Regions from separate parts of the Homo sapiens genome. Here region 1 is linked to region 2. A link is a loop called in an ENCODE intact Hi-C map of the cell type or tissue named here. Cell type or tissue: Calu3. All regions are shown on one strand. Region 1 has its middle 9.1 kb from the start of COL9A1. Region 2 overlaps COL9A1 (collagen type IX alpha 1 chain).

Region 1 (4,000 bases), 91 kb after region 2:
AACTTTAAATATACCTTGTTTTAGGTTGCATCTATGAAGTTTCATATGCATTTACTAGCTTTCACATGCTGGGAAAATGTTTTCTCTGCACTAGGTGGCAGTATAATCCTGAAATTTGAAACCTAAGCTAAGGCATCAAAGACGAATTTGATTTCCAGTCTTCAAGTAGATAACTTTGATTTTAAGAAAATATTTCATTCTTGGTTATTTTCCATATGTATAAATTGAAGTATTGTAATTGACTTCTTTTTAGGGTTCCTCTCAAAAAAATGTGCAAATACAATGCACCCTGAGGTTCATGAGAGCCTACTGAAGGAGAAAGACACTAAACGAAAGATTAAAATTAACTCTGCCTTCATAGATGAGCCATCCACTCTGACCTCACTAACCACCACCAATTTCAGCCTTATAACTAAACAGAGCCAAACTCAAGGTTAAGAATGTGGGCTCTGGAACCAGATTGCTTAGGTTCAAATCTCAGCTCTACCACTTTCTAGCTGGGAGACCATGGAGAGGTAATTAACCTTTCTGACTCATCTTATTTATCTGTAAAAATGAGTAATGAAAGCACTTACCTTATAGGTATACTATAAGGATCAAACTAGAGCCAAAAACAGTACCTGGCACTCAATAAATTTTAGCTACAATTTTTCTTATAACTCACTCTCCTCTGCTTTCTTCTTTGATTCAACCCCAATCTGTCCAGTAAATGGTGGTTCATTTAGATCTTAGAAGAGTGTGGCTGTGCTAAATACTAAAAACTATCCTAGACAATATACAACTACTCAAAAAACCCATTATAGATAGCAAGGTAAATCAATTGAAAGCCCCCTTCTCCCTTCCATATGCACATCTTTGTCTGTTTGCTACACTTTTATGATTCTTCCTCCTGTAATACTGCCCTTGATAAGTCCTTCAAGCTCTTCTCATCAATAATACTTTCCCTCTCATAATACTATATGGTTTTTCAAGAACATTTCTCATCACAGTCTCATTTGTACCTCGCAACAATCCAGCAGGACAGATGTGACTCTCCTGTTTTCCTGGTGAAGAAACAGGTGAAGAGACCTGTATGAGTTCATGGTTATATGTGACAAATCTACTGACTGACTCCTGAACAGATACAAATAAAAGGCAACTCCAGTAATCACTGGTGAACCAGTCAAACAGCTATTTACAAAACACTGCATACAGGAGGACCGATGCCTACTGATTAGTCCCCTTTTGGGGACATATGTGTATATACATATATATATATATATGTATATACACACACACACATACACACCACACATATGTATATGTATACATATGTGTATATATACATAAATGTGTGTATACATGTATATAATTGGTTTCTTCATTTTAAAATATTATATGGAAAAGTAATATATGTATTTGGTAACATGTATTGTATTTAAAAGTAAGATATATATTTGGTAATAAAACAGGATGACTATAGTCAATAATAATTTAATTGCACATTTTAAAATAACTAAAAGAGTACAACTGGATTGTTTGTAACACAAAGGATAAGTGCTTGAAATTATGGATACCCCATTTACCCTATGATTAGTACTTATTGTATGCATGTATCAAAATATCTCATATACCCCATAAATATATATACCTATTACATACCCACAAAAATTAAATGTTAAAGAAGTAATATACGAACATTTTGGAAAAGTGGAAAATACAGAAATAGAAGAAAGAGAAAAAAACATAGTCTCACCACCCAGAGACAACTCGCTATTAACATTTTAAGATGTTTTCTTCCAGTCCCTTTTCTACATACAAGCTGTGGTCATACTCTACACAGTTTTACAACTTCCTTAAATGCACACTACTTAAAACACTCATGCACGTGCTTTCACAAAATTTAAATGCAATCATATAGCACATATAAAAAGATAGCAAAACCCAGATGTAAGAACTTTGCCTTGAAGTCAAGATTATAGCTTTTAATTCTAACTGCTGTAACCTTGAGAGAGAAAACAACTATAGAGAAAGAGACACTGAGTAACTGGGAGAGGTTCTTCCAGCAGGTCTTGGTTTTTGAAAGACATTCTTTTTCTCACCCAAAGCCATGTGGGACTATAAATTTGAAGCCAACCACCTAACCACAAAACCACAAAGGCATGTGTAGACATTCCAGTGGCACCAAAGGGCAACCACAGGAGAGTCCTGCCTCCTATCGTTTCTTAAATCCAAATATCTCTGAAACCATGACTAACTCCAGGAATAGCAGTAGCAACTGACATGTGGGCAGGTGAGAAAGAGCCTTTGTTCTTAAAGACTCGACTTAGAGCCACGACAAACTGAAAGGCTCTAGCATTAGCATACTTATAGTGATTCCAGAGAGTGGTCAGTCCAGGGTGGAGCAGCAGAGATGGAAAGGCAGACAGGCAGTACCAGGATAGTGACAGAGGAGGAACAGAATCACGATTCATATTATTTCAGCCTGTCCTGGCCAAGGGCCTCGCCAGGGCTCTCAGGACTTTTTCTAGAAGTGCAGTGTAAGGAGGAAATGTCAGAAACTATACTTCATACTTTTTAAAATATATATATTTTTTATGTATATCATTCATTATTTTTGCTATTTTACAGGTGAGGCAAGTAAGGTTCAAAGACGTTAAATAACTTGCTAAGGGAAATTCCAAATGGCAGGCCAAAACCAAACGTTGGTTTCTCTAACATCAAAGCTGATGTTCTTCCTATAATTTGTCATATTCTGAGTATGCATACATGCACATGCACACACACACACACATGCACACACATACATGTGTTTAAGGACAGTCCCCGCTTCACTCTGCATCTAATTGTTCACTATTACTGTCTTTTCTTCATAAACTCTCAAGCTGGAAAACTTCAAGACTTACTAAGAAGACTTGCCCTTGTACTAATCACCAACTTGGTGCTGTAATTGTCCAAGGGCTTACCCTACTAATGCTTTGCTAAAAGCTACAAAAAAGTAGTGCTAAAATTCTCTCATACAAAATATCTCATGGAGAGTGATCATTCCTGTGTGAGTGTCCTGGACTTTATATAAACTCTTTATTATTGACTCGATTTATAGAGCATTTGTGAATTTTTTATGTATTTCTGGTATTTTTTTCTATATTTCCCTGAGGTTCTATCCGTATGTAAATTTGTCTCAGCTTCTAAATTCTCACACATTAGGGATCTTGATTACAATCTCTCCCATGCTTCATTTATTACCTACCGCAGTCAATCATTTTGTATATTCCTAGGCAGTCAAACTTCAACAAACATCGTATTTAAAGCACAGTGCTGGCTACTAAGGAGACTTTCAGAGCCAAATAATGTCTTCTCTGTCCTCAAGGAAGTAGGCGGGACACCCACACACCCCAAAACTATGGAACACACTTTGGCCTAAAAGGACTCCCCAAAAGAAAGTAGAACCATAAACAGTACTCTAGAGACAGAAAGGCAAAATGACTGATACTCTCCAGAAGGATTCAAAAGTGTTTCACAGAGGAAGTAACCTTAGCTTGACCCTAAAGAATGAATCCTATTTTACAGGCAAAAAAAGATAGAAAGTTTTACAAGGCAGTTGGAATAATGTGAACAAAAGCTCAGAGGCTTGAAAATGCATGGAGTGTAATTAATTACGTTTCAAACATAACTTAGCTTTTTTGAAAATATTGCGTGCCATCAACCCAGAAGTTGAGAAAATGCATGTTATTAAACAATATTTAGTAAGCAAATAATATGCCAAAAATGTTTATGACTTTCTTACATTAGCCTACCTTTCATATTAATATTTTGCTACTGAAAATTAAATCAACAATTCATCTGCTACAGTGGAAAATCTGAAAATTTGGATTTTGATTACAGAACAACACAGTTCTAGGAGAACCCTTATTTTGGCCCACAACGGATTCTCTATTTAGAGATTCCATCAAGACATAAAGAACACCAGGTGCCCTGATGTCAATGTCAAGGGAAAAGAGGCAAGATGTCTTCATTAGGA
Region 2 (4,000 bases):
TACCTAGTAAGTATGAAGCAGATCATTATGTGTTTTCTTTTAATGATGAGGTCCCTGAGAAAGCTTCTCCCTAATCCACAGCATCTATAGATAAAGCTGTAGCAGAACTATGCCCTTAGCAGCACCTGTTAAGATCCTTAACACCAGATGCAGTTAAAGGTGAAGTTGATTTTTTTAAGGTTTAAAAGATGAGCCAGATCTAAATCCGATTTTCATGCACCTTATCACTAGGAATGTTCCCACTGAGACATACCAGGTGTGCCTTAAAATCAAATCAAGTTTAGGAGAAGGAAATGCCCAAAGAAGAGGTAGAAAACCAAATGAGCACAGGGGCTGGGATGGTCATTGAGATCAGGGGTGGGCAAACTTCAGCTCATGAGCTAAATCTTGTTTTTGTAGTTTTATTAGAACACGACCATGGTCATTTGTTTACATATTGTCTGTGGCTGCTTTGGCGTACCAGGGCAGAGTTAAATAGCTGCAATATGGTGCCCATAGCCAAATAATCTGATCCTTCACAAATAAAGTTTGCTGATCCCTGATGTTATAAAGAAACAAGCCTGGATTAAGAAATTCCCCCACTGTTTTTACCAGATGAAAACGTAAAGTACAAATGCAATGAAATTTGGCCACTAATATTCCACGTAAGTGTTGGGGAGACCAAAGGGAGGAGTGAGGCCTGTGGTGAGCTGGAAAGTGGATGCGGGCAGCAGCTCTTCTCCAGCTAACAGCTGTCATCGGGGAATACAGGCCAGTGTTGCCAGAACTTCTGATAATTTTCAAGAGAGGCCAGGAAGCTGAGTCTTTAAATAAATATCTCCCAATGTTTAAATGTTAGCAACTAATTCAAATTTTTTTCAACATTTGTAGAGCCAGCCAAAAACCTTAAGTTTTAAGTAATTTATTCTCTAATACACTAACAATATTAAAAAGCAGAAGGATAGCTTTTTAGATTTTCACATTTGGTTCCCCATCAACACACTTCAGGAGAAGTTTTTCTTTTTCTTTTTTACCTTGCTGAGTTTATTCCAAATTGCTGCTTATCCTCTGAAGGAAGAGTCGATGAAGCCATCCTGTCTACCCTTGATTTATTTTATGAAGCATGCATCTCATCCAGTTCTGCCTTTGGCAAATGCAGCAATTTACCCTTTGGAGCTTTTGATGATGTCATCATCATCATCATCATCATCATCATCACCACAAATGCTTAATGAGAATGCTTTCTCTTTTCCATGGGCATACACTATGCTCATTATTGAGCCCATTTTTCTCATGCATAAACTGAGAGTTAGGAAGGTCAAATAATTGTCCATAGTCATATAGCCAGAAATGAGGACCCTTAACCACTGCACTAACTGTATTTTCCTACCTATTGATTTTTTTAACTCTGTGGAAGGGTGTGGAGGGGTGTGGCAGGGTGTGTGTGTGTGTGTGTGTGTGTGTGTGGTCATTTTTTTTAATTCCTTGGGCCTGAGTTGACCAGGAAGTAGACAGAGGTACAAAAACAAAGCACAGTATTGACTTTTGCAGAGCTCTAATGATCATAAGAAACTAAGATATTTCTCTGAGGTTTTGCCCTGTAGAAATACCAGAGAAAAAAAAACAGCCTTAACATAGCAGATTGTCAGGCTCTGGAAAGCCCTGACCCAGGGCCTTTGCTCTCATGTATGTTCTAAACTATGTGGGAGCCTCAGTTGGGTGACACTATGTCCACAGTCCACATCACTCAAAAAGTGAAGCTGACTCATAATAACGGTTCACAAAATGGGCATAAATGGTTAGCCCAGCAGCTACATTCATGAATATCTATCAACTGCTTTGTAACTCTTCAGAAAGAGAAAACATGCATCTAAAGTGTTATTCTGCTCTGCCTGCCTCATGTGTGTATTACTTACACTAACTGCCTAATGATTACATGGTTTTCTGAAATGTCAAGGACCTATAAATATGTTGAATATTCCCAATACAAAGAAATGATAAATGTTTGAGATGATGGATATACTAATTACCCTAATCTGGTCATTATGTAATATTTCTATTGAAACATTACTACATATCCCATAAATATGTATAACTATTATATGTCAATTAAAATAAAATAAAATATTTAAAATTATTGCTAAACGTTTTTTTTTTAAACAAATGAATAGCTATGTCATTCTCTATAAAACCACTAGAGGGTAGTCATGTTACACTGATGGAAGCCCATCTCGGCTGGATCATTCTGGAGGCAGCCCCTCACCTAATACATGCTGTGGCGTAAAAGGGACTGTGTATACAGTCAAAACAAAAAAAGTGAATAATTTTCACATTAAATAGGGTATTTCATAATTAATCCACTGGTTATGTAGACTTTTTGTATGTACCAGGAGTTTCTTATATTTCTTGAGCTTAATGTTGTGGTATTTGACAAAGCAGTATATGTTTAAGGAATTATAAACTGGTTTATGTAAGGCCCAGCAACCAAATAAAACAGCTGCAGCAATGGAAATGGAAAAATTAGGTACTGAAAAACTTAGCCCAGAACTGAATGTGTGCGTGTGTATTTTTCCACTCAATAGTCTCAAGCAAAGCTCACCTTTCTGTGGACTTTGCACAAGAAAACCAAATACTCTTATAACCTAGCATAGTCCAGCACAAAGCCAGCTACAACTTCCATGTCCAAGAGGCAAAAAGCACCTTAGCTCACAAGTCACCTTCCTAGTGTTCACATTCAAATGATTTGTCATTTAATTTATGTTTTGCCCTAGTGAGTGCACAAAGAGGAAGTCAGGACTCTTTATTATTAATAAATATGTTCCTTTAAAATTCTCAGAGTGACGAGGAACTAGTCCCAATGGGCAAGTTTGGTGGCAGCAGAGAGAGTCTTTGAGACAACCGACCAAGCAATAACACTAGCTGACCTGTGGCACAAAACTGAAGGCGGGGGAGACTAAAGTTCCAGGGATTGCTAATGTGATCCACGTAGCTCTGCAAGAGAGGCAGAGAAAGAAGCGAGACACTCAGCAATTATGGGACATGCTCAATTCACATGTCTAGGTTGCAAAGAAAAACTAATCGTATGATTAGACAGCCAGCCAATCATTCTGTCCACTTTGGGAACATAGACTCAGGAAGCATGAATATCTGTCTTGTTATTACCTGACAGACTTTTGTCAGGACATGAATTTAAGAGTCTGTATTTTCTCAAATATATTATAAAAAAAGGGAGCAACAATAATAACAGTTAAATTTCACTAAATAATGTCAGAGTGTCTGTTTGCCATATGCCAGGCACTGTTCCAAGAGCTTTACATGTATTAACATGTGCATATATGCTCTAAATACAAGGTAGGCATAGTGATTCCCATTCACTGAAGAGGAAACTGAAGCACTTCAAGGTAAAAGAATAGTGCATAAGCCCTGGCAGCCTGGCTCCATGTCTGCACTTCTTAAATATTCACCCAGCCTACTCCTGGCTGTGAGAAACAAACTAGATTGTGCATGTGTACTTTTTAAACAACAAAGCACTGTAGCCAAAATGATCATCAATGTAAAGGTTATAATAATAACCTGTGTTCCATAACAAGCAATGAGCATTATGTCCCTGCAGGGCATGTAATACTTAACACTGAACAAACAGAGATACAGCATTGGAGAGGGGAGACAGGGAACTAAAACTGTCCAGAAAGAATACAGGAACTCTAACAACCGATAGAAAATGATGATATTAGTTACATCGTTAAAAATATGTTAAATGCCTTAGCACAAAGAATGATCCAACTATCTTTTTTTTTTTTATTCAGGAGGATTTGAGCCCCAAATCCAACAACAGGAACAACAAAGAAGGTTGCAGACTATGCTGTTCTGCAGTTTCTTTATTTTAGGTAAGAAAAGAATTTTTTTATCTAGACGGTTCCAGACAAATTACTGCACAGAATCCTTTTGAAGTTTCATCAGGCCTTAAAGTCCTATTAATATTATGTTTTTGAGAGATCAGAAATCACATTCCTAGTCACAT

The links. Hi-C counts contacts between places; a loop is a spot of excess contacts. Peaks named below come from ENCODE experiments on the same cell type or tissue, not always from the same donor. Only the 100,000 strongest peaks of a DNase experiment are listed, where the experiment ranks them.
Region 1: it touches region 2 in a loop (5-fold over the local background); 16 of 110 quality-filtered maps call a loop at or near these places.

Annotation. Positions count from the first base shown.
Region 1 is chr6:70,310,171-70,314,170 of GRCh38, forward strand. No RefSeq gene overlaps it. Among named protein-coding and RNA genes, the nearest start is that of COL9A1, 9.1 kb to the left of the region's middle. In Calu3, a CTCF peak has its summit at 101 (motif pointing right); DNase peaks (open chromatin) are centred at 81 and 2,171.
Region 2 is chr6:70,218,973-70,222,972 of GRCh38, forward strand. All of the region lies in intron 37 of COL9A1 (collagen type IX alpha 1 chain), which reads right to left. Among named protein-coding and RNA genes, the nearest start is that of COL9A1, 82 kb to the right of the region's middle. In Calu3, a CTCF peak has its summit at 2,169 (motif pointing right); DNase peaks (open chromatin) are centred at 1,429 and 2,229.